Regions from separate parts of the Homo sapiens genome. Here region 2 is linked to region 1. Evidence: chromatin contacts called from ENCODE Hi-C or POLR2A ChIA-PET data. All regions are on one chromosome and are shown on one strand. Each heading gives the region's core, a stretch centred on a gene start or an enhancer-like site at or near the end of the contact. The rest is flanking DNA. Distances are from core to core; before and after follow the strand shown.

The links. Hi-C counts contacts between places; a loop is a spot of excess contacts on that map. ChIA-PET counts read pairs that join two places held with the same protein, here RNA polymerase II (POLR2A). Pooled maps may share reads with other maps.
Region 2: a map of A673 shows a loop between it and region 1 (3-fold over the local background). The contact joins two enhancer-like sites. A Hi-C loop is called at or near these places in 2 of 168 maps with a recorded cell type or tissue (A673 and Right ventricle myocardium inferior) and 3 of 50 pooled maps. POLR2A ChIA-PET finds 5 or more read pairs at or near these places in 1 of 52 experiments (activated CD8-positive, alpha-beta memory T cell).

Annotation. Positions count from the first base shown.
Region 1 is chr22:43,990,544-43,996,132 of GRCh38, forward strand. The region is part of intron 14 of SAMM50 (SAMM50 sorting and assembly machinery component); the gene reads left to right. Among named protein-coding and RNA genes, the nearest start is that of PARVB, 31 kb to the right of the region's middle. Within about 2 kb of position 2,773, at least 2 of the 41 ENCODE cell types and tissues checked have a DNase peak (open chromatin) inside an H3K27ac peak, as active enhancers do.
Region 2 is chr22:44,355,073-44,360,661 of GRCh38, forward strand. No RefSeq gene overlaps it. Among named protein-coding and RNA genes, the nearest start is that of SHISAL1, 45 kb to the left of the region's middle. Within about 2 kb of position 3,041, at least 6 of the 41 ENCODE cell types and tissues checked have a DNase peak (open chromatin) inside an H3K27ac peak, as active enhancers do.

The sequences.
Region 1 (5,589 bases), core at 1,523-4,022:
ACACATGTATTTTCCTCCTTTGCGTTTTTCTCCATCTAGCTGGGAGGAGCAGGTGTGAAGCGTTCCCACCCCCTCCCTCAGGTGCTTTGTGCTTATTGTTCCCAGGGTAGTGGGAGCCCCTGCCAGGGTCTGGCTGGAGGAATTGACAGGTGATTTGGTTCCTGTGTGCTGAAAACAGAAGGCAGTGTTTTGAGCAGTTGACTTTGCAGGCCAGGGTCTCTAGGAAAGTTGGGGTGAGTGAAGCTTTGTTCCTGACCACAGAGGACACGATCTTGAGAACCCCTCTCTCTACAGCAGAGGAACCCACCTTCTTGGCTTTTCTTCACCCCTTATTTTATTGAGGAAAGATTCCCTAAATGTTACATGGGTGAATATGGTATAGGGCTAGTTACACAGTTATATAAACAAATTCTATTTCTTACATGCATTGTGTAAAATTTTTTTTTTTTTTGAGACAGACTCTCATTCTGTCGCCCAGGCTGGTGTGCAATAGCACGATCTTGGCTCACTGCAACCTCTGCCTCCCAGGTTCAAGAGATTCTCCTGCCTCAGCCTCCTGAGTAGTTGGGATTACAGGCATGCGTCACCACACCCGGCTAATTTTTTGTATATTTAGTAGAGACAGGGTTTCACCATGTTGGTCAGGGTGGTGTCAAACTCCTGACCTCGTGATCTGCCTGCCTCAGCCTCCCAAAGTGCTGGGATTATAGGCATGAGCCACCACGCCCGGCATTTTTTTTTTTTTTTTTTTTTGAGACTCGGTCTTTCTCTGTCACCCAGCTGGAGTACAATGGCCTGACCATGGCTCACTGCAGCCTTGACCTCCTGGGCTCAAGTGATCCCCCTGCCTCAGCCTCCCAAGTAGCTGGGACTACACACCAGGCTAATTTTTGTATTTTTTGTAGAGACAGGGTTTTACCACATTGCCCACCCAGGCTGGTCTTGAATTCCTGGGCTCAAGCCATCTGCCCGCATTGGCCTCCCAAAGTACTGGGATTACAGGTATGAGCCACCGCACCCAGCTGCGTTGTGTAAATTTTAAGAGATTCAGACGTGTTTTCATTATAGTGTATCTCGGTCAGCTCAGGCTGCCATCACAAAATACCATGGAGTATTTAAGAGTGACTTAAACAACAGATGTTCATACTCTGCCAGTTCTGGAGGTTGGAAAGTCCAAGATCAGGGTGCTGGCAGATTTGGTTGCTGTTGGGTTCTCTTCTTGGCTCGCAGATGGCAGCCTTGCCACTGTGTCCTCACTTGGAGGAGGAAGAGTGCAGGCCAGTGCCCCGATGCCTCTTCTTATGCGGCCCCTAATTCCATCACGAGGGCCCCATCTTCGTTACCTCGTCTGCACCTCAGCACCTCCCAAAGGCCTGCCTCCAGGTATCAACACCATCCTGTCAGGGTTAGGGCTTCAGCATGTGAATCTTGTGGGGACATGAATGTTCAGTCCACAACAGTGTTCATACTGTCTCTTATTTTTGTATATGCATTCACAGCACCCCAGCCTGTTTTTTCTCTTCATTTTTGTGTCTACCTTTATGTTGCCACCAAATGGTGGTGCTGTTGGAGGCTTAACCCGGTTTCAAATAGGTTGTAGTTTGTGCCAGTTGAAGGAAATGCTGTATCATTTTTACTCTCTCCGTCTTCCGCATCAGCATGTAGGGGATGGTGCTTTGTAAAGGGGAGCCGCATTCGCAAGTGTTTCTGAGCATCGCCTCTCAGGTGCAGTCTGCGTCTGTCATTCAGGTCCTTTACGGTTATTGCTTCAGCGGAATCTGCTCCTTACACTCTTGCCAGAAGGCCCTTCAGCATCTGCTCCGCGTCTGGGGACACGGCAGGGGCTGCCAGGCTGCTGCGGCTCCCTACTGATGACAGGGCCTTCAGAGATGGCGGCGGCTGCTCCCACAACCGCCAGCTCCCATTCCCCTCCACGCCTCTCCTGTTCTCCACACAAAGCCCAAGCTGGAAAGGGTGTAGTCACGCAGGCTGCATGCATGTGTGCCTGGGGGCCCAGCTACCCGGGCTTGGGGCCCAGCTTGGCCACTCTGTGTGACTGTGTGGCCCGGGGTGAGTCACAAAACCTCTCTGGGTGTCCATTTTCATGCCCAGAGGATGGACGATCATGATGGTGACTGTTGCAGTTTGGAGAACTCAGTGAGTTACTGCATGCAGAGCCCTTGGCGCACCGCCTGGCCTGGGGTTGGGAAGTGGTTATTTTTCCTGGGCTGCTCTGCTGCTGATACACCCGGCGTGGCCAGCCCCTCACACAAGGGAACAGGTTCCTGTGGGAGGTGTTGCCCCTCCCCCTCCACATCATCTCAGCTAACAGTTTGTGACAAGCCATAGATGGGATGATGCATCCTGATTTTGGAGATAATAAAGTGAAAAAGTGGGCACCTTTTTCCAGAGCGAGACTGCATCAGATAACTCCACGCCGTTACTGTCTTCAGCAGACCAGGCTGGTTTTGCAAGTTTCTTTCTATGAAGCCCTTATTCCCTCTGCAGTTGGGAGTGTTGGGCTCCCTGGCCTAACAGCCAGGTTCTCATTTGAATCCTTGCAGGTAGCCCCAGAGGCGCTGTGACGCTGCTGCACCAACACCTAGCTTAAGTGGGTGGTTTTGAGTGGTTGACTGCAGGCCCGGGGCTGGAGGGGCGTTGGAGCGAGGGAAGCTTTAGATACCGCTCTCTGACACAGTCCCTGCTGCTCTGGGACCCGCCACTGTGCACGTCTCGGGCAGGGAGGGTCTGGGCAGCCCACGCTGCCATCACCACCATTGCAGTGCTCTTTGTAGCCACTGGGTGTCAGTGTGCCCTGAGAAGTCAACGCGGCTTTTAGGAGCTCTGTTGAATTGACCCTTTCTGAAATAATTTTCATATGAAGTGGTTACATTTACCTTTCAGCTTTACTTCCGTCTCTTCAGGTTAAATCTAAAAAACACGTTTCAGAGATTAATTTCAAAATATGGTTTATTCCGGGAGGAAGCAGCATCCTAAGCACGTGACATTTAAAGACCAGGCTATAAGGAAGTGCCTCTGCCCCCAGGCCAGGTGGCAGCTGTTCAGATGTTTATTATGGACAGTGAGCTCTGAACGGGGTCAGCCTGGCACCCCGAGTGTGGAAGACATTTTCGCTCAGTGTGAGGCCTTGTTTGAGGTTGGTCATCAATATTGGAATTTCGTGAAGTTGGAGTGAGGTTGCCAGATTTAATCTTCATTTCTAAAATTTGGTAGCTGGCAGGATGGGGTATCGTGTGTGTAGAAATTATCCACAGGTTTCCCCCATAACTGAGGCAGGCACACTGTAAATAGGACTTCAGACATTCACAAAGAAGGAAACAGTTTTGAGATGTTTGCTTACTGTTATGTCGCAAGTGATTTGTGGCACCACTGTCTCTGGGATCTAACAGCATTCTGTCAGTTTGTGTCTTAGGAGTCCGGTCTCTGGAGACACAGGGCTGAATCAGGCAGGCTCGCTTGGGAGAGCAGCTCACAGTTAGCAGCAGGAAGACAAGAAAGTGGATCATCTTGGTTGTTGGGGAGGGTGCTGAGAGGGCCCCCTGGAGCAGGTCCCTGAGCTGAATCTTCCTAGAGGACAGACAGCCAGGTGCTTGCAGAAGACACGCAGGGACAGTGGTCCTGGCTAACAAAGGCAGGAGCAAAGCTGTGCAGGTGTGCGCTGTCGGCGGGCACCGGGCAGAACCGCGTCCTACAGGAACAGAAGGGGGAGTGGGGAGGTCCAGGCCCTGAGCTCCCACGCCTTTGCCTTCCAGCCCCGCTGACCTTTTTCCCCTTGGGTATATGCCAGGGTCTTTGAGCTCAGGACTTCATCTGCCTTGTTCACCGCTGAGGTCCCCATGACTACAACTGCACCTGGTGTTGGAAGTGAGAGCCAGGTGGAGAGGCTCCTGGCGTGTGGTGGGAGGTGGGGTGCAAGGCGCCAAGGGTGCTGTTGGCATGACCTTCCTAAAGCACCCCATGCTGGGTGCTTCCTGGCCTCCAGCCTCAGAGTCCAAGTTCGTCAGAAGCCTTTGAACATCAGACTCCAAGACCCTGTGCCGGCAGTGGCAGTGCTGGGTGAGAAGAAGGTGGGAGATGACCAGGAGCCCTGCACCAAGACAGCGGCCGTGAGGGAGGGAGAGAGCGTGGGGTGCACAGCAGAAGGTGGATGTTTGGGGCTGTCTGGAGGATGCCAAGGCTGGCTTGCCCCTGGTCTGGTGGAACTTCGCAGCGCTGCTTTGAATGTTTGCAGTGGGTATTTTGTTCTGTGACATGTTTATGTGGTCTCTGAGCATAAACCTATGCTTGTGAAGTTGTTTAATCTGTTTGTTTGTACTTAGAGTGACAGGCCTTTATTAGAATGCTTGCTTGTTTTCTGAATTACATATGCCAAGAGCTTGACTTCCTTTTTAGCTCCTAGCTTATGTTCAGGCATTTTTCTAAGTAGCGAATGTAGGTATAGACTAGTTTGAAGGAGCTGAGAGTGTACAATCTAAAAACAGATCTGAACACAACTAAATGGTACAAATGCAGCCCGGGTTTTGATGTGGATTCTGGTGTTTTAAGGCCATGGATGTGGCTTACTGTAATCTTGAAGGGGCTGCAGTCCTGGCTTCTGGTGAGAGGACTGCAGTGCCGGGGCTGGTTAATAAGCACCCTTCATCCTGCAGGAGGCCGGCGCAGCATTTGTGAGTATCTGTGTTGAATCTCTTCGTGGATCAGATATTGTGTCTTCTTGCTCAGAGTCAGGTTGGAAAAGGAAAACTTGCCGCCGGTGTGCATGTGCTCCAAATCCTCAGCTTGGGCAAGGGCACGGGCGTCGTGAATAAAGGAGCCATTCTTGCTGGCCTTTTCTAGAAATTGCCCACAGCTTGCAAAAAGGCTGTGTTCCCTGGCCCCGGCTGCGGCTGTGTAGGAGTCTGAATATCATTTTCCCCAGAAGTTGAGGTCCCTAGGTTAGGCCCACCTTGTCCCAAATGGGCAGCATTGGCCTTGCCCCATGCACAGGCTCCAGGCGGACAGAGCTGCTGCAGGCATGCTGTCAGGGGGACAGGCTGCCCCCCAGCTGTGCATGGCAGTGTGTCGGAAAGAACAAGGCCTGTGGGTGCCCCTGAGCCGGGTCTGGAGTCCTGTCCTGCCACTTCTCAGCCGTGTGACTGGAGCCTCTTTGCTCCTCTCTGAAAATGGGTCTGGTGGTTTGTTCCCAGGTTCTTAACCACTGTGTGGAGTCACACCTGCAGAAGGTCAGCTCATAACAGATATGGCAACCAATGTGACCTTTGCATCCTTCCTTCCTGGGGTCAGGAGCAGGTCTAAGAGGTGGTCAGGCTAAACCCCTGTAGGGCTGTGGGTACTGCTGGTTTCCTAAGCCCCGGGACCTTCTGGGGGCCGGGCGGACCTTAAGTTCTGTCCACCTGCCTCTCCTCCATCCTCACTACCCACCTTGTCCTTCCGGCTCCTTCCCTCCCTGCTCCGCCTCTCATCGGCCCTCTGTCCTCTCCGTCCGGAGAGGGGAACGTGAAGGAGGTGAGGAGGGAGTAGTGCAGGAGGATTTGGGTCTCTCCTTCTTTCCCTTTTCCATTCTCCGAG
Region 2 (5,589 bases), core at 1,791-4,290, 360 kb after region 1:
TTGGCCTCCCAAAGTGCTGGGATTACAGGTGTGAGCCACCGCGCCTGGCCTGTCCCTGTGGGTTTTATGATAGCATTACACAGAGTGATTTCAATAATGAAGATCCTGCCTGTTTGTTCTTGCTAGCTTGGGAGCCAGGCTCATTACATAGGGAGGACCAGCCCGGGGGCCTGGATGTGATCTAGGACTGGAATTTGGACATGGGAGCTTCTCCTGGCACCAGATGGGGAAGTGAAGGGAAAAAAGCTGGGCCAGAGACCAAGTTCTGTGTCAGGGGGTGCATAGGATGACCCATCTGCTTCTAAACTCCTTTCCCGAGTTCTCCACCCACCTCTTCCTCCCCCAAGGGACACTGGCCTCCTTGCTGCTCTGGGGCCACGTCAAACACACTCCTGCTTCGGGGTCTTTGCACTGGCCGCTCTCACTCCCAGAGAGTTCTGCTGTCCCCAGAGATGCCCGTGGCTGCCTCGCCTTCCTCCATGCCTCTGCTGACAGGTCGTTTTCCAAGCATCCTCACCTCCTGATGCTTCCCACTCCCCTTCTCAGCTCTTCCCCTGAGGCATTCATTGCCATCTGTTAGATTATACACGTGCTTGCTTATGTGCAAGGAGTGAACGGATTCTGTTCTTTAGAAGATGGGGAGGGAGGCTCGAATCTGCAGGCCAAGGAATGCAGAGGGGCAAGGACATCCTAGGTTTCTGATTTGAGGATCTAGCTGGGGGTGGAGCCATTTGCTTCAATGGGGCACTGAGGCGACACTTCCCTGAGAAGCTTCTGGTCTCCCCACTTGCATTGCTGCCCACAGTGGCCCCCATCGGCCCCCTCTGTAGCAGCTAACCCATTGCCAGTACCAAGCAGTGCTTGGCCGGGCCCCACTGATTCTGTGGCTGGCTCAGCTCACTTGCAGCCCCCTGGATACTGCCCTGAACTTACTATTAGGGGCTGAACTGTGCCCCCACCCTTCATATGTTGATGTTCTAAACCCCCATCCCTCAGAATGTGACTTTATTTGGAAATAGGATTGTTGCAGCAATAATTAGTTAAGATAAGGTCGTACTGGAGTGTGCTCTAATTCAGTATGACTGTGTCCTTATAAAAAAGGGAAATTTGAGTCCAGGCGCAATGGATCATGCCTGTAATTTCAGCATTTGGTGAGGCCAAGGCAGGAGGATAACTTGAGTCCAGGAGTTTGAGACCAGCCTGGGTAAAATAGTGAGACCCTCATCTCTACAAAAGTAAAAGTAAAAATATTAGCTGGGCATGGTGGTGCATGCCTGTAGTTCCAGCTACTGGGGAGGCTGAGGTGGGAGGATCATTTGAGCCCAGGAAGTTGAGGCTGCAGTGAACCTTGATCCAGCCACTGCACTCCACTCCAGCTTGGGCAACAGAGCAAGACCCTGTCTCAAAAAAAAAAAAAAAAAAAAAAGAGTGGGGCAGGCGGACCTTGAAGACAGGAAAAACACCACATGAAGAAGGGGAGGCAGAGATTGGGATGATGCATCTACAAGCCACAGAATGCCAAAGATTGCCAGCCAAACCCCAGAAACCAGGAGAGAGGCCTGGAACAGACCTTTCCCTTGGAGTCCTCAGAAAAACTAACCTGCTGACACCTTAATCTTGGACTTCCAGCCTCTAGAACTGTGAAGGAATACATTTACATTGTTTTGTTTGTTTGTTTTTTGTTTTTGAGACGGAGTCTCACTCCATCACCCAGGCTGGAGTGCAGTGGCGTGATCTCAGCTCACTGCAACCTCCACCTCCCGGGTTCAAGTGATTCTCCTGCCTCAGCCTCCCAAGTAGCTGGGATTACAGTCATGCACCACCACACCTGGCTACTTTTTTGTATTTTTAGTAGAGGCGGGGTTTCACCATGTTGGCCAGGCTGGTCTCGAACTCCTGACCTCAGGTGATCCACCTGCCTCGGCCTCCCAAAGTGCTGGGATTATAGGCGTGAGCCACCGCATCCAGCCCATTTCCATCACTTGAGCCACTCAGTCTGCGAAACTTCGTTAGGACAGCCCTAATGTCATTGCCAAGCACAAACTGGCCAGTCCCCAGCCCTCACCCTGTGCCCTCCGCTGTTCTGACCTGTCTCATTTGCCAGTGGAACCTTCATTCCTCAAATAAGGAGTCGCTTCTCTGAGTCTCCAGTTGATCACTTGAAAAATTAGGATAATAATACCCACCTCCTACGGCTGTCACGCTCCTTCAATAAAATATGACAGAAAATGCACCTGGTTTGTAGCGATGCTCAGTAATTGCTGGCGGCAGTAATGTGACAGTTATTTTTACTGTTGTTTTTATGAATCGTGTTATTTTAATTAGCTGTCAGTTTCCAGGTCTGAGCTGGCCATCCTGGAGATAAAAGAGCCTCGTGGTTAGGGGCTCTGCTCACCACTATGTGCAGGGGAGGAGGCCACCTTGAGGATAAGGGAAAGATCTGCATGCATTGTGCAGACATTCACTCATTCACCACTTGTTGCTGCCTCTGTGCCCACACAATACCATGTCTGCCCCAAGGACGCAGCTACATTAAAAGCAATTGCAATGCTGCACGATCAGGGCTCTGAACTCGGGGACTTCGGGGGTCCAGAGGGCACCTGGCCCAGCCTGGAATAAGGTGGCATGTGCAGGAAGGCTTCTTGGAGCACGTGGCTTTTGAAATAAACATAAAAGGAAGAGAATCCAAGCTTCTGGGCTCCCAGCTTATTTGCTGTGTGACCTCGGGCCAGCCCCTTGCCTTCTCTGAGCCTCCTGAAATGAAAAACCAGGAGCAAGAGTTCACAGGCCACCAAGGCCTGCCCCCAGGAGAGACTCAGAGTTGTCACATCAGTTGAGCCTCAGGGTCCCCAGACTGTGCTGTCAAAGCCAGCTGAAGTAAAGATACTGGTTCCCCTGCAAGGGAGTCAGGCGGGTCATGCTTACATTCCAGCCAGCTCCCAAAGCTACATGCGTGAGGATAAGAAAAGAAACTCCAACAAACATCTGAAACATTTCACGGCTCCCTGCCCCGCTGTTCCAGTTGGAGAGAAAACAGAACGCTGAGCCAGTCTCGCTGACGACCCACACGCTGCCGCGGCCGAGCCTGGACCATCCAATGGCATCCTGGTTCTTTTCATTCAATTTAGTCTCTGCGGTTGGCCACCTGCCTGTCCTTTTGAGCACTGAACTCGAGGGATAAATGGGGAAGCTGGAGCTGGGCAGATGTCACCGTTTCTGGGAGTTGCCGCTCGCTCACCACCTGGGATTTTGTTTTCCCCGTTGGAAGACAGAATATCCCAGCAACGTGCAATCCTTCTTTGCTGGCAGGTTTAAGGCCTCTTGTAAACAAGAGCCAAAGAAGGAGAGAGAAACACACTTTTGCCGTGTGCCTGTTCTGAGCCAGGCTCTGTGCGGCGCCTGATATCCTTTCAATCCTCTGTACCTATTTTACGAATAAGAAACGAAGAGGCAGGGAGCTGAGAGAGCCCCCTTGGGAGGTGAAATTATCACTTGGAATGTCAAGCTTGCTCTAAACCAGGACATGGACTGAGATTTCAGGGCTGAGCAGTTTCGGGGGGATGGTTAAGCTGGTGGAGGGCTAAGGGGTATGTGTTAAAGAGAAAAATTGCACCTGACCCGTGTTTAAAAATGGCAAAGAAGACTTTACCAAAGATGATTGTAACAGCGAACAGAGTTTGAACTCAACCTTGAAGACAGGAAGGACAGCTGGAAATTTATGGCCAAGGAGCAGAGTGAGGGGCAGTGGATGGAAAATTACTCAGAAGGACTAGATTTGACATCAAGGGTAGAGGACTTCCTGCTACCCAGGCCCGGTGGGATTCTTGCTAAAGGGACAAGGACTTAACGATCAAGAGTGGGAGAGAGGAACTTGATCTGAGATCAAGGGTGGGGGATTCTCTCCCTGAACTGACTTAGCGGGATTCTTTGCCAGCCAAGGTCAAGGCCTGTGCCAGAAGAGGGCTCAGAGACACCTGGCTAAAGTTTGGTCGAGGACGGCGCTCTGTCACGTGGAGGGGGAGACACTTAGGAGCAGGAGGTTGCGCACCACAGTGTGAATGTCCAAGTCTCCCCAGGGACGTGGCAGGGCTTCGAGGTATCCTAGGAGGTGGTGAGGGGCCGGGACAAATGCCCAGAGCCAGGGGGAGGTGGCGGGGGCACGCTGAGGATCCAGCAGGTACTGGACCCAGAGGTCTGGGGACCCCAGTGTGTGTGACAGACCCGAGGTTCTCAGTCGAAGTTTGGGGTCAGCAGGGGAGGAAAGAGATGCTGAATTAGGTTGGCAGGGTGAGGGCGGCAAAGGGCTCAGTGCTGGGTGTTGCTGAGGCAGTGGCTCAGGCCCCCTTGGTGTCCAGAAGGCATCCTCTGGGTGTCCATCAGGGACAGTACCAGTCCTCCGCTGTAACTGTGTGCACCTTAATGGGAGCCATCTCCCCAGTTTCTTGCTAACAGAACACAGATTTGGTTAGGCGGCAATGTGCCTAGGCCCAGAGGGACCCCAGGATGAGCACCCTGGATGAGGGGTAGACCACACGTGTGGGGACATGCGTGTTACCTGGGCCCCCACCTGCGGTCCAGCAGACCTTGGTGAGGTTGGTGCTTGGGACTCCTCAGCTGCAGAGCTGAGTCCCAGTTCAGCCGCTTCCTGGTGGGGTGAACTCAGCCCTTGCTCAACTCAGCTTCCTAATCCTGAAAACAGGTAGTGAGGACACTTACTCCCCAGAGAGAGTCATGAGGATTTCATGGGCCCAAGCTCGGCCCATGGGGTTAGCGATGATGGCATGCTGCGGGGCTAGCTGGAGAGGAGCCATCCTCCCCATGGGGCTGCATGGGCGTGTGTGCAAAGGGCCAGGGGCAGGCTGGCTGAGGCAGCCTTCAAAGCTATCCGCTGGCCGGGTACAGTGGCTCACACCTGTAATCACAGAACTTTTGGGGGACAAGGAGGGCGGATCACAAGGTCAAGAGATCGAGACTATCCTGGCCAACATGGTGAAACCCCATCTCTATTAAAAATACAAAAAGTAGCTGGGCATGGTGGTGTAAGCCCGTAGTCCCAGCTACTTGGGAAGCTGAGGCAGGAGAATCTCTTGAATCCAGGAGGTTGCAGTGAGCCGAGATCGTGCCACTGCACCCCAGCCTGGCGACAGAAGAAGACTCCGTCGCAAAAAAAAAGCTACCCTGCTTTGCAAAAGCTCTCTCACCTTGGCTCCTGCCAATCCCCTCACTGCCTGCAGGACACAGGCTTCCCCCAAGCCTATTCTCATTCCACAGATGAAGAAACCAAGAAAGCGAGGCTCAGAGAGGCAAAGCAGCCCACTTAAGTCTGGCAGCCGGTGAGGAGTACAATGGAGACGCAAGTGTGGGCCTTGCCCTGCCCCACCCGGGGCTGCAGCAGGGTGGGCTGGGAAGGGATTTCTGAGACTGAGAACGGCGTAGGCAAAGGCTCAGAGGCAGGAAGGGGCCTGGAAACCCAGGGCACGCGAATGTTGGGTAGCATGGTGCCGAGCTGGGAAAGGCGCCTCTGGGGAGAGCAGGTCATGCCCAGACTGTGGCCCAGGGTTTCTGTAAATGGAGCTTCGCACAGTAGGC